Linked DNA regions of Homo sapiens: region 1 is linked to region 2. A link is an interaction called in ENCODE POLR2A ChIA-PET data of the cell type or tissue named here. Cell type or tissue: PC-9. All regions are shown on one strand. Links, peaks and the distances in the headings refer to the core of each region. The heading gives the core; the rest is flanking DNA.

Region 1 (15,645 bases), core at 4,599-12,598, 110 kb after region 2:
TGTGATCCCAGCAACTTGGGAGGATGAGGCTTAAGAATTGCTTGAATGTGGGAGGTGGAGGTTGCAGTGAGTTGAGATCACACCACTGCACCCCAGCCTGGGTTGACAGAGTGAGACTCTGTCCCAAAAAAAAAAGAGGGAGATGTCTGGAAGGCTAGGAGATTTGAGAGTAAGAGCATGAATTCAGCTCTGTTACCTGTAGCTTCCAGAAAAAGGAGCTGTATGGGGAGAGAGAATATGGTCCCATGGAGAATTTTCTACAAATGTGCAAGTGCAAACGCCTGTGTGGCTTATGAGAAGGCACTGCAGGCCTTACGCTGTTTCCAACATTCCCGACATTTTCACACCTGGGTTGGTGTCTATGTGGGGTCTGTGTGTTGAGAATACCTGAACACCTGCTCCTCTTAAAATGAGCCCGGAGGTTGTGCCAGGCACAGCTGGAGCAGTGCAGCGCCTAGATGTGGCTGTGGAAGGTGAGATTACCGCCTCCAGGGCTCCCAGGCTGGCTCCTACCCTGTGGGCTCCTAGCACCCTATCCCCACCCTCCCTGCAGGAAGCATGGCTGAGTGCTGGGCACCTCCCACCCTGGGTCACTCCCAGTGAGTCTGGGACCAGGAGACTCTGGTGAGGCTGTGGGGATTGGCCTTCCCTGGGGAGCTGCCTGGGGCTGCCCTCCCTCCTGACGGCCCCCAGCCCCTTCTCCGCATGTTCAAAACAGGAATTCTGAACTCATAGTCTCCAGCCACACGTATGTTAAGCGAAACTCCTCTGTGCCCAGCATGAAATCAAAAGCAAGTTTTTCCTTTTTCTTTCCACGGTGGTGAAGGCGGTCATCCTCTTGTAGCCTAGGGTTCCTTGGCCAAATTGCTAGTTGCCGATGACCTCGGGGCTCGGCTTGCGAGCAACACTGGGCTGGAATCTGTCTCCAGGAAACCCAGGCCCTTTTATTGTTGCTGTGTCCCCCAGAGGGCAGGGCCAAGCTGAGGCCATTCTGTCATGCTCAGGAAGGTAGAAGATGGCCCAAAGGGAAGCACACCTGCAGTAGGAGGGGGGGCAGCGGTGGGCAGGGCACAGCTTCCCTGCAGGTTAGACCCCCTCGCAGGCCAGCTGCCTGCCCCTGCAGGAACCGTGGGTCTCGGGAGAGGCTGCCATCCCTGCACATGACAGGTAGGCACATTGCCGGGTTCTGGACATGCCCCCAGAGCAGCCTCTGCCCACCCCTTCCTGGGTCCCTGACTCCGTCCCCCTCCGTGTGCCCCTCCCCAGATCACGCGCTGCCCCATGATCCCGTGCTACATCTCCTCCCCGGACGAGTGCCTCTGGATGGACTGGGTCACAGAGAAGAACATCAACGGGCACCAGGCCAAGTTCTTCGCCTGCATCAAGAGAAGTGACGGCTCCTGTGCGTGGTACCGCGGCGCGGCGCCCCCCAAGCAGGAGTTTCTCGACATCGAGGACCCATAAGCAGGCCTCCAACGCCCCTGTGGCCAACTGCAAAAAAAGCCTCCAAGGGTTTCGACTGGTCCAGCTCTGACATCCCTTCCTGGAAACAGCATGAATAAAACACTCATCCCATGGGTCCAAATTAATATGATTCTGCTCCCCCCTTCTCCTTTTAGACATGGTTGTGGGTCTGGAGGGAGACGTGGGTCCAAGGTCCTCATCCCATCCTCCCTCTGCCAGGCACTATGTGTCTGGGGCTTCGATCCTTGGGTGCAGGCAGGGCTGGGACACGCGGCTTCCCTCCCAGTCCCTGCCTTGGCACCGTCACAGATGCCAAGCAGGCAGCACTTAGGGATCTCCCAGCTGGGTTAGGGCAGGGCCTGGAAATGTGCATTTTGCAGAAACTTTTGAGGGTCGTTGCAAGACTGTGTAGCAGGCCTACCAGGTCCCTTTCATCTTGAGAGGGACATGGCCCTTGTTTTCTGCAGCTTCCACGCCTCTGCACTCCCTGCCCCTGGCAAGTGCTCCCATCGCCCCGGTGCCCACCATGAGCTCCCAGCACCTGACTCCCCCCACATCCAAGGGCAGCCTGGAACCAGTGGCTAGTTCTTGAAGGAGCCCCATCAATCCTATTAATCCTCAGAATTCCAGTGGGAGCCTCCCTCTGAGCCTTGTAGAAATGGGAGCGAGAAACCCCAGCTGAGCTGCGTTCCAGCCTCAGCTGAGTCTTTTTGGTCTGCACCCACCCCCCCACCCCCCCCCCCCCGCCCACATGCTCCCCAGCTTGCAGGAGGAATCGGTGAGGTCCTGTCCTGAGGCTGCTGTCCGGGGCCGGTGGCTGCCCTCAAGGTCCCTTCCCTAGCTGCTGCGGTTGCCATTGCTTCTTGCCTGTTCTGGCATCAGGCACCTGGATTGAGTTGCACAGCTTTGCTTTATCCGGGCTTGTGTGCAGGGCCCGGCTGGGCTCCCCATCTGCACATCCTGAGGACAGAAAAAGCTGGGTCTTGCTGTGCCCTCCCAGGCTTAGTGTTCCCTCCCTCAAAGACTGACAGCCATCGTTCTGCACGGGGCTTTCTGCATGTGACGCCAGCTAAGCATAGTAAGAAGTCCAGCCTAGGAAGGGAAGGATTTTGGAGGTAGGTGGCTTTGGTGACACACTCACTTCTTTCTCAGCCTCCAGGACACTATGGCCTGTTTTAAGAGACATCTTATTTTTCTAAAGGTGAATTCTCAGATGATAGGTGAACCTGAGTTGCAGATATACCAACTTCTGCTTGTATTTCTTAAATGACAAAGATTACCTAGCTAAGAAACTTCCTAGGGAACTAGGGAACCTATGTGTTCCCTCAGTGTGGTTTCCTGAAGCCAGTGATATGGGGGTTAGGATAGGAAGAACTTTCTCGGTAATGATAAGGAGAATCTCTTGTTTCCTCCCACCTGTGTTGTAAAGATAAACTGACGATATACAGGCACATTATGTAAACATACACACGCAATGAAACCGAAGCTTGGCGGCCTGGGCGTGGTCTTGCAAAATGCTTCCAAAGCCACCTTAGCCTGTTCTATTCAGCGGCAACCCCAAAGCACCTGTTAAGACTCCTGACCCCCAAGTGGCATGCAGCCCCCATGCCCACCGGGACCTGGTCAGCACAGATCTTGATGACTTCCCTTTCTAGGGCAGACTGGGAGGGTATCCAGGAATCGGCCCCTGCCCCACGGGCGTTTTCATGCTGTACAGTGACCTAAAGTTGGTAAGATGTCATAATGGACCAGTCCATGTGATTTCAGTATATACAACTCCACCAGACCCCTCCAACCCATATAACACCCCACCCCTGTTCGCTTCCTGTATGGTGATATCATATGTAACATTTACTCCTGTTTCTGCTGATTGTTTTTTTAATGTTTTGGTTTGTTTTTGACATCAGCTGTAATCATTCCTGTGCTGTGTTTTTTATTACCCTTGGTAGGTATTAGACTTGCACTTTTTTAAAAAAAGGTTTCTGCATCGTGGAAGCATTTGACCCAGAGTGGAACGCGTGGCCTATGCAGGTGGATTCCTTCAGGTCTTTCCTTTGGTTCTTTGAGCATCTTTGCTTTCATTCGTCTCCCGTCTTTGGTTCTCCAGTTCAAATTATTGCAAAGTAAAGGATCTTTGAGTAGGTTCGGTCTGAAAGGTGTGGCCTTTATATTTGATCCACACACGTTGGTCTTTTAACCGTGCTGAGCAGAAAACAAAACAGGTTAAGAAGAGCCGGGTGGCAGCTGACAGAGGAAGCCGCTCAAATACCTTCACAATAAATAGTGGCAATATATATATAGTTTAAGAAGGCTCTCCATTTGGCATCGTTTAATTTATATGTTATGTTCTAAGCACAGCTCTCTTCTCCTATTTTCATCCTGCAAGCAACTCAAAATATTTAAAATAAAGTTTACATTGTAGTTATTTTCAAATCTTTGCTTGATAAGTATTAAGAAATATTGGACTTGCTGCCGTAATTTAAAGCTCTGTTGATTTTGTTTCCGTTTGGATTTTTGGGGGAGGGGAGCACTGTGTTTATGCTGGAATATGAAGTCTGAGACCTTCCGGTGCTGGGAACACACAAGAGTTGTTGAAAGTTGACAAGCAGACTGCGCATGTCTCTGATGCTTTGTATCATTCTTGAGCAATCGCTCGGTCCGTGGACAATAAACAGTATTATCAAAGAGAACGTGGGCTCTCTCCGTGTGGCTGTATCCGATGTTCAGAACGGCCACTTCCTAGCTCAAGAATGGGAATCAGCCTCTGCAAGGAGCCTCTCCTGTCCGGCGGGAGGGGGCGCCCTGTGTCCTCCAGAGAAACAAGGCCAGTGAGCTCTGAGTCAAATATGGGATGCAGACCAGGTGTGGTGGCTCACGCCTGTCATCCCAGCACTTTGGGAGGCCAAGGCGGGTGGATTGTTTGTGCCCAGGAGTTCGAGACTAGCCTGGCCAACTTCGCAAAACCCTGTCTCTGCAAAAAATAGGCGTGGTGGCATGTACCTGTGGTCCCAGCTATTCAAAAGGCTGAGATAGGAGGATTACTTGAACCTCGGAGGCAGAGGTTGCAGTGAGCTATAATTGCACCACTGCATTCCAGCCTGGGCAAGAGAGTGAGACCCTGTCTCAAAAAAAAAAAAAAAGAAAAAAGAAAAGAAAAGTGCGATGCAGTGGCAGAGACGGGGCAGCAGAGATGGGACAGGTAAAAGCAAATGTGGTTTCCTTAGGTGGATGAAGGGGCAGAAGTGTAGGAGAGGGTCCCCTTCATTCAACACATACCTCTGGCTTTTTATTATAGAGACACGCAGAGCCATGCACCCGTCTCACAGCTTCGACACTGAGGGCTTCATGGCCAGCTTTAGACCTACACTCAGTCTTCACCCACCATTCACGAAATTATTTGGAAGAAAAAATTCCAGGCATGAAGCAGTCTCATTTATAAATATTCCAGTACACATATGTTTAAAAAATAAAAACTACTTTTTTTTTTTTTCAGACGGAGTCTCGCTCTGTTACCCAGGCTGGAGTGCAATGGCATGATCTTGGCTCACTGCAACCTCTGCCTCCTGGGTTCAAGTGATTCTCTTGTCTCAACCTCCTGAGTAGCTGGGATTACAGGTGTCCGCCACAACGCCCAGCTAATTTTTGTATTTTTACAAAAATACAAAAAGAGACAGGGTTTCACCATGTTGGTCAGGCTGGTCTCGAACTCCTGACCTTGTGATCCGCCCGCCTGGGCCTCCCAAAGTGCTGGGATGACAGGCGTGAGCCACCGTGCCCAGCCAAAAAATAAAAACTACTTTTAAAACCTTTTTCCAGGCCAGGTACGGTGGCTCACCTATAGTCCTAGCACTTTGGGAGGCCAAGGTGGGCGGATTGCTTGAGCCCAGGAGTTCAAGACCAGCCTGGACAACATGGAGAAACCCCAACTCTACAAAAAATACAAAGATTAGCTGGGTGTGGTGGTGCATGCCTGTAGTCCCAGCTACTCGGGGGGCTGAGGTGGGAGGATCACTTGAGCCCAGGAGGTGGAGGTTGCAGTGAGCTGAGATCGCACCACTGCACTCCAATCTGGGTGACAGAGTGAGATCCTGTCTCAAACAACAACAACGACAAAATCCAAAATAGCTTTATCACATGTCAAAAACTTACTTAGAATTCATCAATGTCATCAAATATCCAGTCAGTGTTCTAACATCTCTGACTGTCTCATAGATGCTTTTGCGTGGTTTATGGGTTTGAATCAAGACCCAAATAAGATCCATCCATTGCAGTTGGTTGATCTAACTCCTAGGTCTCTCTCTCTCTCTCTTTTTTTAAATAACTATTGAAGCTCCCCCTTCTTTCTTTCTTTTCTTTTCTTTTTTTTTGTTTTTTTTTTTTTTTCAGACAGAGTCTCGCCTCATTGCCCAGTCTGGAGTGCAGCGGTGTGATCTCAGCTCAACGCAACCTCTGCCTCGAGAGTAGCTGAGATTACAGGTGGGCACCACCATGCCCGGCAAATTCTTGCATTTTTAGTAGAGGCGGGGTTTCACCGTGTTGGCTAGGCTGGTCTCACACCCCTGGCCTCAAGTGATCTGCCCACGTTGGCCTCCGGTAAGCCACAGTGCTTGGCCTCCCGGGTCTCTCTTATTCTCCAGGTTGTTTCTCCCTGCCCCCACCCTATCCTTGTGCTGAGAAAGATGTTCCCATCATAATTCAAACTTCAATCAAAAGTCTCATAATACTTCACCATATGAAATTTTTTTTAATTTAATTTTATTTTTTTTGAGACAGAGTCTTGATCTGTCGCCCAGGCTGGAGTGCAGTGGCGCGATCTCGGCTCACTGCAACCTCCACCTCCCGGGTTCACACCATTCTCCTGCCTCAGCCTCCCAAGTAGCTGGGACTACAGGCACCTGCCACCACGCCTGGCTAATTTTTTGTATGTTTAGTACAGACGAGGTTTCACCATGTTAGCCAGGATGGTCTCGATCTCCTGACCTTGTGATCCGCCCGCCTCGGCCTCCCAAAGTGCTGGGATTACAGGCCTGAGCCACTGCACCCAGCCATGGACATTCTTCAATGGTGTATTTGAACAGTTAGCTGCCCCCTGGCCCATGTGCACACTGTTGTGCAGAATCTGTTATTCCAGGGGCAGCCAGAAGAATCGTGTTTCCTACTGTGTGCAGTTACTGCCCAAAAAGCAAGAACAAACTTACGACATCTGAAGTTTGCTCCAATGTCACATTAAATGTGATCCACTTAATATCTACTGCAGAAATATTTGGATTATTTCTTCTGTATGTCCAAATATGTAGGGAAAATGGTTGAGTGGTATACTATAATAATAATATCAAAACTTTCCATTTCATACAAATGAACTTACTTGGCATTTGCAGCCCACATTTGGAGTTTTAGTAAGCAGCACGCCAGGTGATTTATACCCTTTTCATATATTTATGCATTTAAGTCAAACTTAAAGTCATTATGGAAAATTTAAAACATATACAAAAATGCAGAGAATGGTATGACCAACTCCATGTGTCTATGATCTGTTTTCAACAATTATCCATGTTTTGCTGATCTTTGAAAACGATTTAAGATTAGTTTGTAGGCCGGGCGCCATGGCTTACACCTGTAATCCCAGCACTTTGGGAGGGCAAGGCGGGAGGATCACCTGAGTTCAGGAGTTCGAGACCAGCCTGGCCAAAATGGCGAAATCCCGTGTCTACTAAAAATACAAAAATTAGGCCTGGCACGGTGGCTCACACCTGTAATCCCAGCACTTTGGGAGGCCGAGGCAGGCAGATCACCTGAGGTCAGGCGTTCAAAACCACCCTGGCCAAGGTGGTGAAACCCCGTCTCTACTAAAAATACAAAAATTAGCCAGGTACAGTGGTGGGCGCCTGTAATCCCAGGTACTCGGGAGGCTGATACAGAATCGCTTGAACCCGGGAGGCGGAGGTTGCAGTGAGCCGAGATCATGCCATTGCGCTCCAGCCTGGGCGACAGAGCGAGACTCCATCTCAAAAGCAAAACAAAACAAAACAAAAAAATTAACTGGGCATGCTGGTGCACGCCTGTAGTCCCAGCTACTCAGGAGGCTGAGGCAGGAGAATTGCTTGAACCCAGGCAGCAGAGATTGCGGTGAGCTGAGATCGCACCACTGCACTCCAGCCTGGGCAACAGAGCAAGACTCTGTCTCAAAAAAAAAAGAAAAAGAAAAAATCAGTTTGTAGACTCACATATGGGGTAACGACATTGTTAGGGACACAACTAGACACCATTATTTCCTCTCAGTCTTGTTTACCCTGTGGAAGAAAAATGCATGGGGACAGGTGAGGTCAGCCTCAACCCATCAACAGAGATGTGTGCACCCATGATGGAAAAGCAGCAAGAGACCCTGCAAGATCCAATCTGAAGGGACATGGAGCCTGGTGGTGGAGCTGGGGAGCCACCAGGACTGGTTAAAGAACTTTGGAGCTGGCCGGGTGCGGTGACTCCTGCCTGTAATCCCAGCCACTTGGGAGGCCGAGCCAGAAGAATCACTTGAACCCCAGAGGTGGAGGTTGCAATGAGCCAAGATGGAGCCACTGTATTCCAGCCTGGGTGGCAGAGCGAGACTCGATCTCAAAAAAATAAATAAATAAAAATAAAATACTTTGGAGCTGATGGAAGAACTTGAGCCTAGTTATAGGACACACAGTAGCAGTATCTTTTCCCTCCTAATTTTTAATGGATATTTTTACCTGATCTAACTTTAAAAAATAATTAAATCCAAACAGTGGAATTACAATATTTTACTAGCATCAATTTTATGATAGGCAATTTGCTGTGACTATAGATTTTTTTTCTTTTTTTTTTTTTTGAGACAGTCTCGCTCTGTCACCCAGGCTGGAGTGCAGTGGCACAATCTTGGCTTACTGCAATCTCCACTCTGGGGTTCAAGCGATTCTCATGCCACAGCCTCCCGAGTAGCTGGGACTACAGGCACCTGCCACCACACCCAGCTAAGTTTTGTATTTTTAGTAGACACGGGGTTTCACCATGTTGGCCAGGATGATCTCGATCTCTTGACCTCATGATCTGCCCTCTCAGCCTCCCAAAGTGCTGGGATTACAGGCATGAGCCACCGCTCCTGGCCACCTTCTAACCATTTTTAAGTGTACAATTCAGTTAATTACACTTACAATGTTTTTATGGCCATCACCACTATTTCCAAAACTTTTTCACCACCACCCAGAAACTCTGTAACCATGATGCAATAACCCCCGTCCTCCTCCTCCTAGCCCCTGGTAACCTCTAGTCTACTTTCTGTCTCTATGGATTTTCCTATTCTAAATATTCTATCATCCTGCATGATTCCACCTATGTTATGTCCAGCTCACTTTGCACGTCTTCAAGGTCCATTGGTATTATAGCATGGATCCATGCTTCCTTCTTTTTCATGGCTAATATTCCATTGTGTGCATCTATTACATTTTGTTTATCCATTCATCCATCAGTAGACACTTGGGTTGCTTCCGCCTTTTGGCTATTGTGAAGAATGTGGCTATGAACATGGGTGTGCAAATATCTGTGTCCCTGCTTTTAATTGGCGTATATATACACACACACTTAGTATATGTATATAGATATCTATACACTATAGATATATGTAGATATATATCTACTATAGATATATAGAGCCATATATGTATATTCAACATTAACCTACATTAATACAACATTAATCTTTGAAGGAAAGGACATTAAGCTTGTTTCAAATTCAGCTTCTCTGATTCAGCATACATATATCTAAACTACTATATATTTATATATCTATATATACAGTATATATGTATATACACAATATTATGTATATTTGTATATATGTAGTATTATGTATAATTATTGCAATACAGTCCAGGCGCGGTGGCTCACGCCTGGAATCCCAGCACTTTGAGGGGCCAAGGAGGGTGGATCACCTGAGGTCAGGGGTTCAAGACCAGCCTGGCCAACATGGTGAAATCGCATCTCTACTAAAAATACAAAAAACTAGCCGGGCATGGTGGCGCGACACCTGTAATAGCTACTCGGGAGGCTGAGGCAGAAGAATCCCTTGAATCCGGGAGACAGAGGTTGCAGTGAGCTGAGATGGCACCACTGCACTCCAGACTGGGTGACAGAGCAAGACTCCGTCTCAAAAATAAATAAATAATAAAATTACAATATAATTATACATAATAGTACACAAAAAATTGTATTGCAATAATTAAGTCTGGAAGCATAATATATATATAGATAGTATCTATATCTACATACATAGTATATACGTATATCTATATGTATATACTATGTATATATACTGTGTATATACTATGTATATATACTGTGTATATACTATGTATATATACTGGGTATATACTATGTATATATACTATGTGTATATACTATGTGTATATACTATGTATATAGTGTAGACATATATACTATGTCTATACTGTATACATAGTGTATATATACAGTTTATATAGTATGTATAGATAGTATGTATAGTAGTCCTATGTTTCGCTTTTGGAGGAAGCACTGTCCTGTTTTCTGCAGTGACTGCACCATTTTACATGCCTACCAGCAGTGTCTGAGGGTTGGTCCGCTCTAAAGTTATTCTTCCTACACCTCCCAAAGTGGAATTCCAAAACCGCCTTGTTAGACCAGCCTGACAATTTACAATATTCATGGAAAGACACGTCCTAGTATGTTCAAAATTCCAAGGTTAAGATGCCTGGAAGTTATATTAAAAAAGTAAAACTGCTGTCTTTGCCGCATCTACTGTGAGAATGAAGACCGTTCCCAGCAACCAACCCATGGATATTCCAGAAAAGGTCAACATTACTCTAAAGGAACACACAGTTATTGGGAAGGGCCTGAGAGGAACCCTGAGGAAGGACTTTATTTATTTATTTATTTATTTATTTATTTTATTTTTTTGAGACAGGGTCTTGCCCTGTCGCCCAGGCTGGAGTGCAGTGGTGCGATCTTGGCTCACTGCAACCTCCGCCTCCTGGGTTCAAGCAATTTTCCTGCCTCAGCCTCCCTAGTAGCTGAGACTACAGGCATGTGCCACCACGCCTGGCTAATTTTTGTATTTTTAGTAGAGACATGGTTTCACCATGTTGGCCAGGCTGCTCTCAAACTCCTGGCCTCAAGTGATCCGCCTGCCTCTGCCTCCCAAAGTGTTGGGATTACAGGTGTGAGCCACTGCACACAGCCTTGAGGAGAGACTTCAATCACATCAATGTAGAACTCAGTCTCCTTGGAAAGGAAAAGAGGCTCCGGGTTGACAAACGGTGGGGAAACTGAAGGGAGCCGGCTGCCGTTGGGACTGTTCATAGTCGTGTACGGAGCATGGTCAAAGGGGTTGCCCTGGGTTCCATTACAAGATGACCTCTGTGGGTGCTCACTTCCCCAGAAACGTCGTTATCCAGGAGAACGGGACTCTCGTTGAAATCTGAAACATCTTGGGTGGAAAATCCATCTGCAGGGTTCGGATGAGGCCAGGTGTTGCTTATTCAGTATCTCAAGCCCAGAATGTCGAATTAATCTTTGAAGGAAGCGACATTGAGCTTGTTTCAGTCTTGTTCAAATTCAGCTGCTCTGATTCAGCAAGCAGCAATAGTTAAAAACAAGGATATCAGAAAATGTTGGGGTGCTGTCTACGTCTCCTAAAAAGGAACAGTTCCGCAGGCTGCTGAGGAGGTTCTAAGAGTTGTCCAGCTACAGAAACACGATGTTGGATGACTCCTCAGACCTAAGTATCTGTGATATTTAGATGATTCAATAAAAGACCTATAGATTTGGAAAAAAATAAAAACAAGTCACATTGAAAATCACAAAGCATAAGCCATCTACACCTTTTTTTTTTTTTTTTTTTTTGAGACAGAGTCTCGCTCTGTCACCAAGGCTGGAGTGCGGTGGCGCGATCTCGGCTCACTGCAACCTCCACCTCCCGGGTTCAAGCAATTCTCCTGCCTCAGCCTCCTGAGTAGATGGGACTACAGGCAAATGCCACCATGCCCAGCTAATTTTTGTATTCTAGTTGAGACAGGGTTTCACCATGTTAGTCAGGCTGGTCTTGAACTTCTGACCTCAAGGTGATCCGCCCGACTCGACCTCCCAAAGTGCTGGGATTAGAGGCATGAGCTACTGCACCCAGCCCATCTACACCTTTGCAGGGGATTCTGGAGAATTCCGTGTAGCAGGATGACCTATGGAGACAAACTTGCCTCTCACCCGAGGCACCACTCACCTGTCTGTAGCCTGCGTGCTTCATCTATAGTTGGGACCTCTTGCCTGTGGGGCACCTGGTCCACCCTTCCAGCCTCAGCCATCCCAATGGCCTCCTTTTCTTTCCTTTTTTTTTTTTTTTTTTTTTTTGAGATGGAGTCTCGCTCTGTCTCGCAGGCTGGAGTGCAGTGGCGCGATCTCAGCTCATTGCAACCTCCACGTGCCAGGTTCAGTGATTCTCCTCTTTATTTTCTTGAAGGTGCCAAGCTCGCTCCTGTCTCGGGCATTTTGTTCGTGCTGTTCTCTCATTCCAGAACCTCCTTCCCTTGCTCCTCTTACAGCCGGTCTCTCATCTTCCCACTTTCAACGGAGGTAGCACATCCTCGCAAGAGTTTCCTCCGATGCCCCAGGCCAAGGTATTCTCCATCACCTCATCCTGCTCTTGGCCTGGTCACCGTTGGTCATAAAAATTATGCAAAAGTGTTCATTTGTTCATGACCTGCGTGTTCTTAAGTCCTTTGTGGGGAGAGTCCAGGGTTGATTCACTCACCACCATGTGGAACAGAGTAAATAAGAAATATTCGCTGGATGAATCAATTTGTTTGGTGCCACAGGGCCACAGGAAGGGGTGCCAGCCCCAAGAGAACAGTGGAGGCTTTGTGCGGCAGAGGCCTGGATCCTTCTTCCCCAGGAGTTGGAGACTGGAGGCCTTTAGCAAGTGCTTCCTAGGGAAACTTCAGGTCCCTCTGGGCAGAAAGGAGCCCAGAAGGGTGGATATTTGGGGGAGATGGCTGGCACCAGAGATGGCTGGCACCAAGGGGGCTGGGACTGCAGGAGGCTGTGTGGGGCGGGGACTTGGAGGGAAGTGACAGAGCAAGGGAAAGGGCTGGCGAGTGTGAGCGTGAGAGTCGGTGGATTTTGAAAGTGTGTGAGTGTGGTGGGGTGTGTGAGTGTGTGTGAGGATGTGAGTAAGAGAGAATGTATGTGTGTGTGTGTTGGGGGAATCCCTGGGACCGAACTTATTGTAGAAAGGGTGGCATCCTGCCCAGCTGCATTTAGGGGAAGGACCTCTGCCAGCCTAGGGCACATCTGGCTGAGGTGACCCTTGAGCTTGAGAGCAGTACCAGGGGAGCGATGCAGGGAATCCGCAGACTAGAAGACCAGGGTGCACCTCCCCAAACAGCCGGCTGCCTGGAGTGGCTCTTCGGAGCCTGGGTAAACCCCTGGAGATCTGTCCTATTCAAAGGAGGCAGAGAGCCCCCAAAATGATTGAGGTGGGGAATTCCAACCACCGATGGGGTAGAGGTATTAAACTAATTTAGTTTACCAAAATGAAACAAGAGAAAAGGCCGGGAGGTGGGGTGCGGTGGCTCACGCCTGTAATCCTTGCACTCTGGGAGGCTGAGGGGGGCAGATCACCTGAGGCCAAGAGTTCAAGACCAAACATGGCGAAACCCCATCTCTACTAAAAATACAAAAATCAGCTGGGTGTGGTGGCGTGCACCTGTGATCCCAGCTACTCTGGAGGCCGAGACACGATAATCGCTTGAACCCGGGAGGCGGAGCTTGCAGTGAGCTGAGATTGCACCACTGCACTCCAGCCTGGGCGACAGAGTGAGACTCCACCTCAGAAAAATAAAAAACAAGAGAAAACTACAAAATACGTATCCTGACTTGTGCCAAAGCATCTCGGAGCAGCTGCTGCTCTTGCTAGTGCCCTCTGTGGTCCCAACTCCTGGCCGCCACCTGCCCGGGCCTGGGCTGCCGCCTTGCACAGCCATTCTCCTGGCACGGTCAGATGTCTGAGAGTCAACACCATTTAGGAAGGATGACTTTCTCCACCCCTTCTGAGACTAGAAACAAAATGGAAGGGTCATAAGAATGGTGCCAAGCAGCCAAAAGAGCCACTTCCTTTGGGTACCAACAGGTGGCGTGGCGTCATGGCTCCTGTCTTCCCCAAGTGCCTGTGCCCAGCAGCTGCCTCTGCCTGTGCATCTTCTAGGGCGATGCTAATGGCAGATTTCCTGAGAGCCCTGTCCCATCTGCATGGATGGGAAGGACGACATACATTGCTGTTCTTCCTAAGGAAAGTGGCATCCCTCCCAAACCTGGGAACTCGGGTCTCCATGGACCGCACAGACACCTGAGAAAAGGTTTTGCATCAGAGGCTGATGGCAGAGGCTCTACCAGTCCAGCAAGTCACCTGACTGATGTGAAGGGTTCCCCTAGAGCAGGAGGGACATCTGGGCTGAAAACCCTCATGTGAAAAGGCCTGGGCCCCCCAGGCACTCGGCACCTATGAAATGCAACCCCAGCGGGTGGAAAAGCAAGTCCACGATTGCACTCCCCTGCCAGGCTAGGGAGAAATTCTGCTATTGCAGTTCAGGGGCAACACACCCACCCCCGCAGACCTGAGGGTGGCTGCAACTGTCAGCCACACCCAAAGAATGCAGGGCAGGCTCACTGTGGATAAATGTTTATGAAAGAACCACATGGAAATTGAAATATTTGAGATGAGACTGAATGATCTCTAAATCCTAAAAGAGAAAACTAGAGAAACATTAAAGATGAAAGAATAAAATATTCTGTTATAGAAAGCTGTAACCAAAACGGATCACATTAGAACTTACCTCAAGAAAAAGGTGCATTAACAGAATAGTTGTATTGTCACCCAAAAATTACCTGGTCCGCTCCCTGCCTGGGAGGTCAAGGTAAGATGGACTCAATTCCTCTCCTGGTTTCACAGCCTGTAGAAGATGGCTGAAGATTTGGGCTAATTTCGTGAGAGACCTACGTTGCATTTCTTTCTTTTTTTTTTTTTTAGACCAAGTATTGCTCTGTTGTCCAGGCTGCTGGAGTGCAATGGCACGATCTCAGCTCATTGCAACCTCCACCTCCCAGGTACAAGCGATTCTCCTGTCTCAGCCTCCCTAGTAGCTCGGATTACAGGCGTGCGCCACCATACCCAGCTAATTTTTGTATTTTTAGTAGAGACAGGTTTTCACCATGTTGGCCAGGCTGGTCTGGAATTCCTGACCTCAAGCGATCTGCCTGCCTCGGCCTCCCAAAGTGCTAGGATTACAGGCGTGAGCCACTGTGCCCTGCCTTTTTTTCTTTTCTTTTCTTTTCTTTTGAGACGGAGTCTCGCTCTGTCGCCCAGGCTGGAGTGCAGTGGCGACATCTCAGCTCGCTGCAACCTCCGCCTCCTAGGTTCAAGGGATTCTCGTGCCTCAGCCTCCTGAGTAGCTGGGATTACAGGCGCCCACCACCACACCCAGCTAATTTTTGTATGTTTAGTAGAGACGGGGTTTCACCATGTTGGCCATGCTGGTCTCGAACTCCTGACCTCAGGTGATCCGCCCACCTTGGCCTCCAAGTGTTGGGATTACAAGGGTGAGCCACCGCGCCCAGCCCAAGGATTCTTACAGATAGGGCATAGTCTCAGCATCAGACTAATATGGTTATCTTGTTTGCTTTTTTCAAAAAACACCAGCGCCCAGGTAATAAATACAAGGTGAATTTTGTTCCAAGTACATCTAGCCTCTCTCCCCATCTCCAGTCCCTGCTTTAGGATCCGTGGGGAGGGCATGGAAATTCGTTTTGGGTTGTTTACCTGTGACTTCACCCTACTCATCATTCCTACTTACATCAAAAAAGACACAGCAGATACGACTGTGTTTGCAAAGTTCTGCCTTTTGGATAAAGTAGTTTATGCCCATCCTGTGCTTCTCTGAGTTTCTGAGGTCAGGCCAGGAACCAACACTCTCAACCTGCCCAAGGGAATGGGGAGGAAGCCAGCGAAGTTGCCTCAGATCAAGAGGATTTTTAAAAATACTGCAAAAGAAATACGTGCTCACAAATACTCAGCTAAAACCTTCGCAGAGCTGTCAGAGGACAAAGCTTTTGGAGGGAGTGGGTGGAGCTAGAGATTGCACA
Region 2 (15,645 bases), core at 4,744-12,743:
AGCCTCCCACAGTGCTGGGATTACAGGTGTGAGCCACTGTGCCTGGCCTTGTACTAATTTTTTTTTTTTTTTTTTTTTTTTTGAGATGGAGTCTTGCTCTGTCGCCCAGCCTGGAGTGCAGTGGCACGATCTCGGCTCACTGCAAGCTCCCAGGTTCACGCCATTCTGCCTCAGCCTCCCGAGTAGCTGGGACTACAGGCACTCGCAACCACGCCCAGCTAATTTTTTTTATTATTATTTTTAGTAGAGACGGGGTTTCACCATATTAACCAGGATGCTCTCGATTCCTGACCTCGTGATCCACCCACCTCGGCCTCCTAAAGTGCTGGGATTACAGGTGTGAGCCACTGCGCCCGGCCAGCCTCATACTAATTTTTATACCAGCCAGTGTTCTTAGTTTCAACCAACAGAAACCACCTCTGGTTAACTTCAACAGAAAAAAGATTTATGGAAAAAATTATGAAGGTCACAGAATTGATAGGAAGGCTAGGAGTTGAGCGGGAATTAAGTAAGGTGGCTGTGCGGTTAACTTTTGCTTAGTAACAAACTGCTCCAAAACTCGGTGGCTAAAAACCATGAGAACAATAACCATTCATCCGCCTTGACCCTGTGGGTTGTCATTTCAGCTGGGCTCACCTGGGAGGGCTCACCTTTGCTCCCCATGGTGTTGGCTGGGCTCACTTATGTCAGAGGCCTCACCTGGGGTGGCTGGAAGAGCTGGGAAGGTGGGGCCCCTCTCTCCATAGGGTCTCATTCTGGTGGACGCTAAGCCAGGCCTGGTCCCATGGTAGCAGTGTTCCATGATGTGGAATGCAGAACCTTTTTTTGTTTTGTTTTGTTTCTGGTTGGGAGTGGGGCTCACGCCTGTAATCCCAGCATTTTGGGAGGCCAAGGTGCGCAGATCACTTGAGGCCAGGAGTTTGAGACCAGCCTGGCCAACATGGTGAAACCCTGTCAAAAATTAGCCTCACGTGATGGCACGTGCCAGTAATCCCAGCTACTGGGGAGGCTGAGGCAGGAGAATCACTTGAACCTGGGAGGCGGAGGTTGCAGTGAGCTGAGGCGGAGGTTGCAGTGAGCTGAGGCGGAGGTTGCAGTGAGCTGAGGCGGAGGTTGCAGTGAGCTGAGATTGTGCCACTGCACTCCAGCCTAGGCAACAGAGCGAGACTCTGTCTCAAAAAAAAAAACCTTTTTTTTTTTTTTTTTTTTTTAGAGCCTCGCTCTGTTGCCCAGGCTGAAGTGCAAGTGGCATGATCATGGCTGTGGCCCGAACATGACTCACTGCAGCCTTGACCTCCTGGGCTCAAGCAATCCTCCCCACTCCGTCCCCTAGCCTCCTGAGTAGCTGGGACTACAGGCACACGCCACCACACCTGGCTAATTTTTAAATTTTCTGTGGAGACCCGGTCTTGCTATGTTGCCCGGGCTGGTCTTAAACTCCTGAGCTCAAGCAATATGCCCGCCTTGGCCTCCCGAAGTGCTGGGATTACAAGCGTGACCCGCCACGCCCAGCCTAACATGCGAGGCTTCTTGAGGTCCAGGCTTAGACACACACATCACAAGGTCAGCGTCGATCCAAAGGTGGAAAATAAACTCCACCTCCTGATGAGGGTCGCTTTGAAGAATTTATGACCATTTGTAATTGGCCATAACCAGGAAGCTGAGGACCTCTGAACCCGGAGTAATCTGGCTGGAATTGACACAGACTTGCTCACCGCCCTCAGGGGACACTGGGTTCAGGCTGTGGCTGATGTCACCACCCACAGCAAGCATTTGAACCACTCCTGCCTTACTGAGAGCCCTGTTCCAGGCTCAAAGCCCCGCGAGGCCACTTGAGAGCAGCGACCTGGGCCTTGCAGGTCACATGGAGGCAGGCTTCACAAAGGCAGAAGGAGATTCCACGCATTGAGGGACAGCTCAGTTCATTCCGGGCATCCGGAGAGTGGACTATTGTAGAGCTACTCAGAAGGATTTTGTGGCCCCCATATGTACTGACATAAAGGATCTTCATGATACAACATCAAGTGTTTTTTTGTCGTTGTTGTTTTTTGTTTTAAGATGGAGTCTCGCTCTGTCGCCCAGGCCAGAGTGCAGTGGTGCGATCTTGACTCACTGCAACCTCCGCCTCCCGGGTTGAAGCAATTCTCCCACCTCAGCCTCTCAAGTAGCTGAGATTACAGGCACCCGCCACCACGCCCGGCTAATTTTTGTATTTTTAGTAGAGAATGGTTTCACCATGTTGGCTAGTAGTCTGGTCTCAAACTCCTGACCTCAAGCCATACGCCCGCTTCAGCCTCCCAAAGTGCTGGATTACAGGTGTGAGCCACTGTGCCTGGCCCAAGTTTTTCAAAAGAGCAACGTGCAGAACAATCCTGTATAGAACATTCACTGGTTGTCTGTTGAGTCTCCATTCCCCACTCTTCCTCATTCCCCAGATGACCTATATGTTCCTTCAGGGAACCATCCCACTGGGCAGCAGCCTGGGGCGATCTGAGGGAGGGACTATGGGAAATTCCATCCTCTTTGCTGTGGGAATTGGTTTGGGATGGATTTGGCTAGGAGGGAGAAGAGCATGTGACCTGTGTTAGCACCTTTGTTGGGGAGGGGATTCATGGATGACTCTTTTTTTTTTTTTTAAGGCTGAGTTTCACTCTTGTTGCCCAGGCTGGAGTGCAATGGCATCATGATCTCGGCTCACTGCAACGTCTGTCTCCCGGGTTCCAGCGATTCTCCTGCCTCAGCCTCCCAAGTAGCTGGGATTATAGGCATGCACCACCATGCCTGGCTAATTTTTGCATTTTTAGTAGAGATGGGGTTTCTCCATGTTGATCAGGCTGGTCTCGAACTCCCAACCTCAGGTGGTCCACCCGCCTCGGCCTCCCAAAGTGCTGGGATTACAGGCATGAGCCACTGCGCCTGGCTGCAGTGAACTATTTCTTAACAGCAGCCTCCTGGCTGTTGAGGCATTCACACCCCAGGTTCTAGCCACACCCTTGCACAAATACACTCATGAACTCCCTGAAAAGGCTGGGCTTCCTCGTGCCCCACTCGTGTGGCCCATGGAGGTGGCTGGGCCTGAGTGAGAGCTGGACAGAAATGGTTTGATGTGGCAGCAGCTGGGCTTCTGAAAGAATGTCACTGGGGTGAAGCCAGGAGCTCGAAGCCAAGCCTGTGGCAGTTGCAAAATGCAGAGGAAGAATGCAGGCCTGTCTTCCACACCTCCCTCCTGCTTACGCTAGCGCTCCAAGTGTTACATGTGTGTTCTGTCTGCACATATGCACACACCATATGTGTGCATTCACCCATGTGCATTCAAAAGCCCAATTCAGGAGATTCTCACAGAGACTCCTCCAGGCCAAGCTCAGGGGCACCAGGGAGAGGACTGGGGGCTCTGTTTGCAAGGGGCTCAGTCAGGGCTGTGAGAGAATAAGAAATATATATTCTTATTCAAAATATTCTTATTCAAAAAATATATTTTTTTGTGGGTTTTTTTTTTTTTTTTTTTTTTTTTTTTGAGACAGAGTCTTACTGTGTCACCCAGGCTGGAGTGCAGTGGCACAATTTTGGGTCACTGGAACCTCCGCCTCCCAGGTTCAAGTGATTCCCCTGCCTCAGCCTCCCGAGTAGCACTCACCACCACACCCAGCTAATTTTTGTATTTTTAGTACAGATGGGGTTTCACCATGTTGGCCAGGCTGGTCTCGAACTCCTGATCTCAGGTGATCCATCCACCTCAGCCTCCCAAAGTGCTGGGATTACAGGCATGAGCCACTGTGCCTGGCAAGAAATATATATTCTATTTGGTCTTTGTTCCCGGTTCCTGGGTTCCCAGCACAGAGCTCCTAAAACCCTTGAAATTTTCTGAGAGAGGTGAGAGAAGCACCTTTTGTTACTTATAAGGAACCCCTTTCCACCATCCTACTTATGCTAATGAGGTGACTCGGTGGTCCCTAGCTAGTCTCAAAATGGAGGCTGCTGCCCCAGGAACCAACCATGGGATTAGTGGGTTGAAATTTTCAGCCCCACCCCGACTTCCAGGAAGGCGGAAGGGCCAGGGATTGAGTCAATTACCAATTGTCGATGATTTCATCAATCATGCTCACATAGTGGAACTTCCATCAAAGCTTGAAGAGAAAGGGTTCAGAGAACTTCAGGGTAATGAACGAACCCATGAGCCGGGAGGCTGGCATAACGCGTACTCCAGGGGGACAGAAGCGCCTGCCCTGGATTCTGGACCTTGGTCTCTATGTGTCTCCTTCTGGCATCCTTTATCATCAACCTGAGGCCCTAAGGAAAGTTCTGTGAGCCCTTCCATAGCAAATCGCCAAACCTGAGGAGGAGGCTGTGGGAGCCACCAATAGCGAATCATCGGCCAGGAGTGGTGGCTCACGCCTGTAATCCCAGCACTGTGGGAGGCCAAGGCGGGCGGATCACTTGAGGTCAGGAGTTCAAGACCAGCCTGGCCAACATGGTGAAACCCTGTCTCTACAAAAACACAAAAATTAGCTGGACAACATGACTGTAGTCCCAGCTACTCAGGAGGCTGAGGCAGGAGAATTGCTTGAACCCAGGAGGCGGAGGTTCCAGTGAGCCGAGATCACGCCACTGCACTCCAGCCTGGGTGACAGAGTGAGACTCCGTCTCAAAAAAAAAAAAAAAAAAAAAAAAAGGAAAAGCAAATCACCAAACCTGAGGAGGGGGTCATGGGAGCCCCCAATAGCAAATCACCAAACCCAAGAAGAGGGTCATGGAAGCCTCCAATTTGTAGCCAAGTTGGACTGAAACGTGGGCAACCTGAGGACCCTCTGCTTATGTTCGGGGTCTGATGTGGCGGGCAGTCTTGAGCTCCTAACCTGTGGGGTCTGCGCTAACTCCGGATAGTATCAGGATTAAACGAACTCACGCCTATAATCCTAACACTGTGGGAAACCAAGGCAGGAGAATATCTTGAGCCCAGGAGCTCGAGACCAGCCTGGGCAACATAGTGAGACCCCCATCTGTACAAAAATTAAAAAATAGCGGGGTGTGGTGGCAGGAGGTGGGAGGATTGCATAGCTGTAGTGAGCTAGGATCGGACCACTGCGCTCCAGCCTGGGCGAAGAGTGAGACACTGTCACAGGGGAAAACAAAAACAAAAACTGGAGAACTACTCGGTATGGGGGAGGAAGGCCCACACGTTGAGTGTCAGAAGTAGAGACAGTTTTCATTTAGAGTCTAATGGGAGGAGAGGAGATAAACAGACCACAGCAGAGATGGAGAGAAAGATACAACTGCCAGGAGGGAGGGAAGGTGAGTTGGAGCCTGGCTGGAGGGGTGCGCCAGGGTATTGACCCAAAGACAAAAGGAGGGCGGTGTTCATAGATGGTCTGGGGAGAATCCAACATTCCAAGCAGTGGGAGTGGGGTCTCAGGAGGGCCAGGTCAGCCCATCCCAAGGGCTGGACTCTGGGCCATCACTGCACTGCCCAGAGTCAGGTGGGGTGAGTAGGGGCCTGAGTCATGCTGCCCGGCCCTGCTTCCTTATCAGAACTAGCTTAAGTCGGGGCAGCCGGGAGCCAGCCTGCAAATCTCTGCTTCACCCAAGCTTGCCAGTGTCTCTGACCCCCTCAATCCCCCTGAAGCAGGACCCAGTCTCCGGCCTTTCCAGCCCACCTCAGATCCTGGGGGCTACATGATGTCCAGACCTGACTCCTGGGAAGGGACAGGAATGCGAGGCTTGGTATTAGTTTCCTGGGTCTGCCTAAAGGACAGACATTTCCTGGGTGGCTTAAAACAACAGAAATTTTCTTTTCACAGCTCTGGAGACCAGAAGTCTGAGGTCAAGGGGTCTACAGGGCTGGTTCCTTCTGGGGGCTCTAAGGGAGACTCTGTCCCTGCCCTATCTCCCAGCTTGGGAACTCCCAGACGGGCTTTCGCCATGTTGGCCAGGCTGGTCTCGAACTCCTGACCTCAAGTGATCTGCCTGCCTCAGCCTCCCAAAGTACTAGGATTACAGGCATCTGCCACCACGCCTGGCTAATTTTTATTTTTATTTTTATTTTATTTTATTATGTATTTATTTATTTATTTATTTATTTTTTGAGACGGAGTTTTGCTCTTGTTGCCCAGGCTGGAGTGCAATGGCGCGATCTTGGCTCACCGCAAACTCCGCCTCCCAGGTTCAAGCGATTCTCCTGCCTCAGCCTCCCGAGTAGCTGAGATTACAGGCATGCACCACCAGGCCTGGCTAATTTTGTATTTTTAGTAGAGATGGGGTTTCTCCATGTTGAGGCTGGTCTCAGACTCCTGACCTCAGGTGATCCGCCCGCCTCAGCCTCCCAAAGTGCTGGGATTATAGGCGTGAGCCACTGCACCTGGCCAATTTTTATATGTTTAGTAGAGACAGGGTTTCGCCATGTCAGCCAGGCTGGTCTCGAACTCCAGACCTCAGGTGATCCCCCTGCCTTGGCCTCCCAAAGTACTAGGATTACAGGCGTGGGCCACCACACCTGGCCAAGAGCCTTGATTGTATCTGCGAAGACCCTATATCCAAAAAAAGTCACAGCCACAGGTACTGGTGGTCAGGACGCAGATGTATCTTTCTGGGGGACGGAATTCAGCCCACAGGAGGCTGCTCAGGGTTCCGGGAGTGCAAGCTGTTTTGCCATCACGTGCATTCTCTAATTCGAATCCTGCTGGCATTCAGGTGGATGCTGGGCATGGGATGGAGTCCTGGCTCCCAGGGGGACCTTCCCACACCCCCATCCTCCCATTGCAAGCCTCCTGGATGTCAGAGCCCATGGGGGCCTCCTGGGCTTCTTCTCTCACATGAACGTGCTGAGAGCTCTCAAGCCCCCCTGCCGCATGTGGAGCGGATGTTCAGAATCTGAACGTCTCGAGCTGTTTCCCGGGAGACGGCTCACTTTGAGATCCAGGCTCTTCGACATAACTTTGGCAAACCTCCACGTTTGGTGAGTCCCTTGGCCGCAGTCACCTCCTTGCATGGAGGACCAGCGCCAACCTCCGTGGGAGGTATCAGGAAGTGGCTGCAAATTTGACCTTAGAAATAGACAGCAAATTCAGTCAATTTGAGGATGCTGGTGGTGAGATTGGTGAGAGAGGATTTGAGTGAGTCATTGATCACAGCATCTTAAAAAGATCCAAGAGGCCGCATCAAAGAAACTGTGGAAAAGACAGATTTTAGCTTAATATAAGGAGGTGTTTTCTAACAGAGTGGGACAGAGATGAGACGGCTGGCGTTGGATGGGGCCCGTCCTGGAGGGCCCCCTGGCACTTTAATAAGGAGGTAGCAGCTCCTAAGACTGGGGCTTGGGACCCGAGGTCCAGTCCTTAGTTCCAGAGCTGAGTCCCTTCTCCCCCGCCCCGAGGCTCTTCTCTCTAAAACGGGGAGCCCTGATGACTTCTAAGCTCCTCTCCATCTCTCAACTCCCCCACCCTTAACCCAAAGCAGCTGGCCCCCCTAAGGTGGGATTTTGACTTGGGGACAGGCCAAGAGACAGTGTTTTGCTGCCTCGCTCACTCCCAGCATCCAGGCGACATCCCTCAGGCATCATCTGTTCAAGGAGCCCACCTGGGCTCCAGGTTCCAGGCCAGGCTTCTCAAGGAGCCAGCGCTTTCTAAATGCAGACCTGCTTTTGGGATTTTAGCAAATCAACACCCAGTTTTTTCCATCAGGTGAGTCATTCCACCACCCCAGGGCAGAGTCAGAGGTGGGGGAAGTGAAGACGAAGTCCTTGGCGCTTTAGCCTCAGGTCCCCAAACCTTCTCCCGGGCCCCATCTCCAGGCCGCCTTGTAAAATCCAGTTTCTGCCATTCCTGCGAAGTCAGTTTAGCAAGAAGCCCCCATCCTCCACCGTCCCTCAGGCGATGTCTGGTCACCCCGGCCTGCCTTCAGCAAGAATCCTGTTAGGTGGGTTTAGCCGGAATCCCCCTGACCCCCTGCTTCCTCTTAGTAATTCCCCCCGCTCTGACCCCCACCCTGCTCCCTGGCTAGAAATTCACTTGGCCGTGCTGCATCTGAGTTGACCCTGACCTCTGCCCATGGCAGGTTCCCCCTGCATGGTCCCTGCGCCTATCGAGACGGCCCTGAGTCGAGTCAGCCTCACTGACCTCACACAAGTGTCACTGAATCGTTTTCTTTAACATGACCGACAGAAAACCATCCTGGGCAAACTGGGAGGGTTGGCTACCCCACGTAAGGGACCGACAGCAGCCCCTGGTGGTCCCTTCACAAAGAAAGATGCTTCCCCATCCCTATCACCCAGCCCCAGAAATCCTGGCTCTGGGCGTCGGAAGTTCTTTTCAGCCAGGCACTGTGGGAGGCCATAGATCGCTTGAGCCCAGGAGTTCAAGACCCACCTGGGCAATGTGGTGAAACCGCACCTCTACAAAAAATACGAAGATTAGCCAGGCATGATGTTGTGCACCTGTAGTCCCAGCTACTCAGGAGGCTGAGGCAGGAGGATCGCCTGAGCCCAGGGAGGTTGAGGCTGCAGTGAGCTGAGACGGCACCACTGCACCCCAGCCTGGGGACAGAGCAAGACCTTGTCTCCAAAAAAAAAAAAAAAAATCATTCTTGTAATGCACTCATGACTTCTTTTTCTGGAACATTCTTTTGTTTTGTTTTTGAGACGGAGTCTTGCTCTGTTGCCCAGGCTGGAGTGCAATGGCTCGATCTCGCTCGATCTCAGCTCACTGCAACCTCTGCCTCCCAGGTTCAAGCGATTCTCCTGCCTCAGCCTCTTGAGTAGCTGGGATTACAGGTGCCCACCACCATGCCTGGCTAATTTTTGTATTTTTAGTAGAGACGGGGTTTCACCACGTTGGCCAGGACGGAACATTCTTTTTCTTCTTTACCAGGTTAATTCCTATGTGTGTTTCTGGGGATCTCTCAACCTTTGGGTACCCTCAGTCACTGGGATCTTGCTAAACAGGGGCCTGCACTTCTGCAGTTCTAATCGGCTCCCGGCAATGCCCACGCTGCTGGTCCTCTGGCACACTCTGGGGACCAGGGGCTTAGCCTTCACGACCTCTGAGAGTGCCTCTCGGGCATCCGAGTCTCAGCCCCACCCTGTGACCGAAGCACACTCTGTGTCCCTCACGGCCCTTCCACAGGGTGTGGCAGATCCCTGCCGGTGTCTCCGTCACTGCCAGGCTGAATTCGTCTTTCCCGGGAAAGCCCGGCACCAGGTGGGAACGTGGGTAGCCCTCAAGTCTTTGCTGAATGAATGAAGGAACCCCTGCCTTCACACAAAAGGTCAGTATAGACCTATGTCCACCTTCACTACATCTACACCCCAGGAGGAAACCCCCAAAATTCAGAACATGAATCCTAGTTGAGTCACAAGTGGAGGAAATGACGAAGGTGACAGATGCAGGAGCAGCTCTGCTCACCATCAGAGCAGATGGAACCTGTACTTCTCAAAGTGGGGTTCCACTCAGCAGCATCCCGGTGCCTAGGAAACCCGTCAGCAACGCGGATTCTTCGGGAACACCCCGGTCCGACTGAACCGGAGACCAGGGAATCGGGGTGAGTTTGCGCCTGTGACTTCAGAGCCCTCCTGGAATTCTGGCGCCACATGAGTGTAAAATCCACTGGGTCTGGGCCAGTGATTCACCTCTGGAGCTGTGTATTGGAATCTCCTGGGAGCTTGGAACGCTGGGGACGCCTTTGCCCCACCGTACCCTTCTGATGGGGTGCGCTCTATTTGGGCTGTCTCCCTGCCCCCGTCCCCTTCTCAACAGAATGGAGGACAAAGTGGGGAGCTGGACATGGAAGTTGGGGAGCCAGCTGGGTGTCTGAGGTCAGGACAGCTCAGCTCCAGGGAGGCTGTCAGAGGTGGAAAGGGTGGGCGGATGGCTTCTCCGGGAGGGGCTGCTCTCTTGCCCCCAGCAGAAGCTGCATGCAGGGAGGGCTGGGCAGGGGAACTCTACCAGCCAGCAGAGCCTTATTCTTCTGCGTGTTTGTAATTTGCTGAGCAGCTGGTCCCCATTAGACAGCCTCAAACCCTTTTTAAGGAGCCTCGTGGAAGCGGCTTTTTGCTTCAGTCACAGCAGACCCCGTGCGGGGATGGGTAGCACAGGAGTAGCGTTGCCGTGGCAACGCAAAGACTTGGGGGCTGGCTAGCGATGGTAACCAGGGCTGCTTTTGACCTTCACCGTCTCCTGGGGCTGCTGGCTTTCTCCTCTCCCGCATTCACTGGGGCCGTTTCCAAGCCTGCAACGAGACTAGAGCTCAGGGGAGGCCTCAGCGACCCCGTCCCTCCCACCCACTCATCCTAGAGGGCAGCTGCCCTAAGACAGTTTTCTCCAGGAGGCTCAAAGGAGTCCTGTGTCCATTTTAAAGCCCCCAACCCAAAGCTGAGGCCCTGCTTGCCCTGGTCTTACCCCGCAGCCCAAGACCACGCCTGCCTCTCACTCTGCAACTACAGCCCAACGAGCAACGTGACCTCTGGGTTCCAGATGGATCCGTTGCAAAAGGTGGTGAGATGCTGCTCCGAGTCACAAGTCCAGGCTGGCCGCCTGCCTCTTGGCTGTGTGATCTTAGGCAGGAGGCCTCCCCTCTCTGAAGCTCAGCTCTGGTCTCTGTAATATGGGCTGCTGACCTCTTCAAGGGTGTTGTAAATACTGAATGAAAGGCATCTGGAGTCTTTGACAGTGACTGTTTTTGCGATCAAGATGGTGGGGATGTTTACGCGTCTTTTCTTTTTGTTTTTTGTTGTTGTTGTTGTTTAGGCAGAGTCTCACTCTGTTGCCCAGGCTGGAGTGCAGTGGCATGACCTTGACTCACTGCAGCCTCCGCCTCCCGGGTTGAAGTGATTCTCCTGCTTCTGCCTCCTGAGTAGCTGGGATTACAGGCATGTACCACCACGCCCGGCTAATGTTTTATATTTTTAGTAGAGACAAGGTTTCACCGTGTTGGCCAGGCTGGTCTCGAGCTCCTGACCTCAGGTGATCCTCCCGCCTCGGCCTCCCAAAGTGCTGGGATTACAGGCATGAGCCAGCACATCTGGCTGGCATCTTTTCTTGTCATTACCTGATGTTCATGGAGGACCGGCTCCAAGCTAACTCCTGCAGGAATCTTTCCTCTTTTGGAGCCCTAGGTTAGGAATTTTGGTGCTGTCCCAGGCCTGGTGACAAGCTCTCTCTCACCCCCATCTGATTACGGGCAGTGCTCCATGTTTGGGGTTCAGGCTTTGCCACAATCCGAAGGCTGTGCCTTCGCTGGGGCTCAGGAAGAGGAGAGCAGAGGAGCTGGACCCCACTGGCACCGAGCCCACCGAGGCCTGGGTGGCTGATCTGCCCTCCTCCATGGTCTCAGCCTGGGGAACCACTCGCAGGGCTCACCACTGACCACATGATGGGCCAAGCCAGCTCCTCCCGCCCTGCTGGACCAGCAGCTCCCTTTGGGCTCGGGGGTGGGGAGTCCGTGGGACACGTCCATAGCCTGCCTGGTGTCTTATGAGTTCAGAGAATTTCTTCAAATGCTTAAAACCTTCAGCTCCCTTAAAAAGGGTTTTCTGCATTTCAGCACAGTTTGGTACTTCTGGGGCTGTGGGTTCCCCAAACCCTGGGGTTCCTGTGTTTATTCACCCGATCAGAGAGGAGGCCTGGCCAGGAAGACCTTGGTAGGAGGGGTCCTCAAAAAGTGGGTCTCAGGAACTTGCCCTGAGCTTCCCCACGGTGGGGGTGAATGCCCTCCCAGCCATGGAAGAAAAGGAGGCCAGTTAGGCGGGCCACCCTGGACAGTCAGGGGGACCTGGGCCCCAGGGGCTGGCCACTGAGGGAGTCATCCAGACTGCTGGCCGTGGCTGTCCAAATTCCGCCCCCGTCGCCTACAGAAGGGGGTTTCCCTACAGACACCAGGGCCTGGAGGGGACTCCCAGGAAGCATCCAGAGAGAAGAGGGTCCCCCAGGCCCAGGAGAAGAGAAACCAGCCTCGGCCCTTTAAGAATCTGTGTTGCCAGCAGAGAGCGAAGGCAAGGCAGGCCCTTGGGTAAACATCTGAGGGCCTGCAGTAACAACTCCCAGCTGTGTGGGGTGCTGGGGGCGGGGTCCTGAGCCGGTCCTAGCTCAGCTGAGGTCAGCTGGGTGGGGATCGACCGAGCACAAATGTAGGGGTGGGCAGCAGCTGAAAGGGGAGAGCCACTTGGGTCTGGAAGCTTCTACTTCCTTTAGAGCCTTTTCCAAAATCCTCCTGGGAGATCTCTGGTCGATCCTCACAGTCAGGCAGTGAGGACAAAGGGAGAGAGAGGCTTCCTCTCTAGGAAGGGAGGAGAGGGAGGGGGTTGGTGGAGTTTCCTTTGCTATTCCCCAGTTGCTCAGGGCTTGTTCATCTCTCCGTGGAGCACAGGTGGTGTCTGGTGTGTCCTTCTGTCATGCACAGCCCTGCACTGTCACTCCGCAATGCCAGCCTCCGGCTCCATGAGCTTGACCCTGACCCCCACCTTCTCCTGCCTAGAAGTTTTGCTGCAGGCTCCTGGCTGGTCTTCCTGTCTCCCAGCCCTCTCCAGGACAGCCCTGTGGAGACACCATAGCTATTGTTCTAAAGCATCTCATCGAGACATTTCCCTCTGCTTAAACCCAGCTGATGATTCCCTGTTAGGGATAGATGGTATATTAGGATGGTTTGGGCTATAAGTAACAAATATGATTGAGAAATGCTTACCCTTTGGAGGTAGTGTTTTCACTCATATTAACTAGAAAGTATACCAACCGGGTGGACTTCATGGCTGATGGAGCCCAGCAGTTCAACCATGTCCAGATTCAGGTCTTCCTCTCTCTTATGCCTTCTGTAGCAGCAACTCATTCACATACTAGTTTCCATCATAGTGGCAAAGTGGTTGCAGTGGCTCCAGGCTCTATACCACAACATTTAAAAGGCAGGAGTGGCATGAGCCTGTAGTCCCAACTACTCAAGAGGTGGAGACAGGAGGATTGTGTGAGCCCAGGAGTCTGAGGTTGCAGTGAGCTATGATCACACCACTGCACTCCAGCCAGGTTGATAGAGTGGGACCCTAAAAAGGTAAAAGGCAGGAGTGAGCCTCTTTTCCAGAACTTCCATTTTGGCCATCTATTTGTATATAACAAGTTACCCCAAAACTTAGAGGCTAAGAAGGATCTTTCATTTTGCTCATAATCTGCAATTTGGACAGGGCTCAGCAAGGGTGGCTCATCTCTTCCACATGGCATCAGCTGGGACAGCTCACCTGGGAATTGGAGGATCCATTTCAAGATGGCTCACCTACGTGGCTGAAAAATGGTGCTGGCTGTTGTCTGGGAACTCAACAAGGGCTGTGAAATGGGGGCCTCGGCTGCTCTCATAGAGGGCTGCATAGGCTTCCTCACAGCATGGTGGCTGGGTTAGAGAACAAGTCAGATGTACATGGCATTTTATAACCCAGCCTTGGAAGCCACACAGCACCACTTGTGATAGACTGGTGGTCAAGGCAGTCACAAAGGCCTGCCTGGATTCAAGGGGTAGGGCTGCATATCCCACCGCTCTTGGGAAGAGTGTCAAGGTCGCATTGAGTGTGAGTAGCGTGGAAGCTGCTATGTCCATCTCGAAAAATGCCTTCTGCCACAGTCTCCCAGATGTCTTCTCCATTCTCACCAAGCCTCTTTGGGCCATTTATCCAGCACTAGGCCAATAACCAAGACCAGCAGATAGGACATGTGTCACTGATGGAGCTGGGGTAGATTCAGCTCTCCCCAGAGTGTCTAGGGGAGGTGTGGATTCCAAACAAAACCAGCAGGGTCCCCCAGAGAAAGGAGAGGAACAGCTCTCCTTTCCTCTCCTGTAGAGGACCCTGATGCAATCACGGGCCCTCTACAGCCAACATTCATACAGTGCTCACTACACCATGGGGGCCGTGCTAAGTGCTTAATATTCGTTCACCCAATTCTCACCACAACTCAGTGAGACTGGAGTGATCTTTCTTCCCATTTTATAGAAACTGAGGTTTGTAACTTGCCCAAGGTCACAGGCCAGAAAACAATGGAGACTAAGTTAAAGGTCAGATCTATATGATTCTGAGCCTATACTATTAACCACTTCATAGCAAAGTTCAAGACTTCCGGTCTGTGGCACAACTTGAATGTGGAAGTGTGTTGTACTGGCAGCCATTTTGTGACCATGAGGTGATCCACTCTGAGCAAGAAGCAGATGCTCAGAAGAGGGAAGAGCTTTGTTCCATGTCCACAGCTCCCTCCCTGGGGACTCTTCAGTTAAGTGAGCAAGCAAATCTACTTCACTGTCTAAGACTGTGTGAGTTTGGTACATAGTTGCTTATAATTGAGAGTATCTTTTTTTTTTTTTTAGATGGAGTCTCACCCTGTCGCCAGGCTGGAGTGCAGTGGTGTGATCTCGGCTCATTGCAACCTCCGCCTCCCAGGTTCAAGTGATTCTCATGCCTCAGCCTCCCAAGTAGCTGGGACTACAGACACCTGCCATCACGCCCATGTATTTTTGTATTTTTAGTAGAGATGGGGTTTCACCATGTTGGCCAGGATGGTCTCCATCTCTTCACCTCATGATCTGCCTGCCTCAGCCTCCCAAAGTGCTGGGATTACAGGCGTGAGCCATCGCGCCCGGCCAATTGAGAGGGTCTTAACCAAGGCCATTGCATCCCTACCTAGTGGACACAGCATGTATTCATATGCAACCAAAACAGGTGCCATCTGTATTCCATGTGATAGACGTTGATTTTGTGTATGTGTGATGGGGGGTTGTTTGGTTTTTGAGACAGGGTCTCTCTCACCAAGGCAGGAGTGCAGTGATGGGATCTTAGCTCACTGCAGCCTCGACTTTCCAGGCTCAAGCAATCCTCCTAACTCAGCCTCCAGAGTACCTGGGACTACAGGCGCATGCCACCATGTCTGGCTAATTTTTTTAATTTTTGTAGAGAAAGAATCTCATCATATTGCCCAGGCAGGTCTCAAACTCCTGGGCTGAAGCGATCCTCCCACCTCAGCCTCTCAAAGTGCTAGGATTAAGGCATGAGATGTATTTTCTCCATCTAATAAGTATTTCTTTTATAACCATTAAGAGTCATGACCCACTGTTTGAAAAACACTGTTCTTTTGTCTTGAGACAGAATTTCTGTTGTCCAGGCTGGAGTGAAGTGCCATAATCTTAGCTCACTGCAGCCTCAACCTTTCAGGCTCAAGTGATCCTCCCACCTGTCTCTATAGAAAAGTTTTTTTTAAAAAAATCATACTTGGAGAGAAAATAAATGAAGACAAGTATAGCTATTCAGCTAGAATTTTTAGGTGCTTATGTTACAAAACATGTTTCTCTGCTTCTGAATATGGCAAGGTTCATTAAGTTGTTTTATTTATTTATTTTTTTTTTTTTTGAGATGGAGTCTTGCTCTGTCACCTAGGCTGGAGTGCAGTGGCGTGATCTCAGCTTACTGCAAGCTCCGCCTCCCAGGTTCATGCCAGTCTTCTGCCTCAGGCTCCCGAGTAGCTGGGACTACAGGCGCCCGCCACCACGCCTGGCTAATTTTTTGTATTTTTAGTAGAGATGGGGTTTCACCATGTTAGCCAGGATGATCTCGATCTCCTGACCTTGTGATCCGCCCGCCTCAGCCCCCAAAAGTGCTGGGATTACAGGCGTGAGCCACTGCGCCCAGCCATTTTTTGT

Evidence for each region. Peaks named below come from ENCODE experiments on the same cell type or tissue, not always from the same donor. Only the 100,000 strongest peaks of a DNase experiment are listed, where the experiment ranks them.
Region 1: POLR2A ChIA-PET joins it to region 2 with 8 read pairs; 2 of 35 experiments call an interaction of 5 or more read pairs at or near these places.

The regions. Positions count from the first base shown.
Region 1 is chr17:78,841,486-78,857,130 of GRCh38, reverse strand. It overlaps LOC124904067 (a long non-coding RNA gene), which reads right to left. Exons shown (of 2, transcript XR_007065923.1): 1 at 11,732-15,645; 2 at 10,339-11,271. TIMP2 (TIMP metallopeptidase inhibitor 2) reads left to right here. Exons shown (of 5, transcript NM_003255.5): 5 at 1,267-4,154. The coding sequence ends at 1,464. It also overlaps the pseudogene RPL9P29. Among named protein-coding and RNA genes, the nearest start is that of USP36, 8.5 kb to the right of the region's middle. In PC-9, for the core only: no CTCF peak of the experiment used is centred there; no DNase peak of the experiment used is centred there.
Region 2 is chr17:78,948,602-78,964,246 of GRCh38, reverse strand. No RefSeq gene overlaps it. Among named protein-coding and RNA genes, the nearest start is that of LGALS3BP, 23 kb to the left of the region's middle. In PC-9, for the core only: no CTCF peak of the experiment used is centred there; DNase peaks (open chromatin) are centred at 5,476 and 7,786; H3K27ac peaks cover 1,271 bases.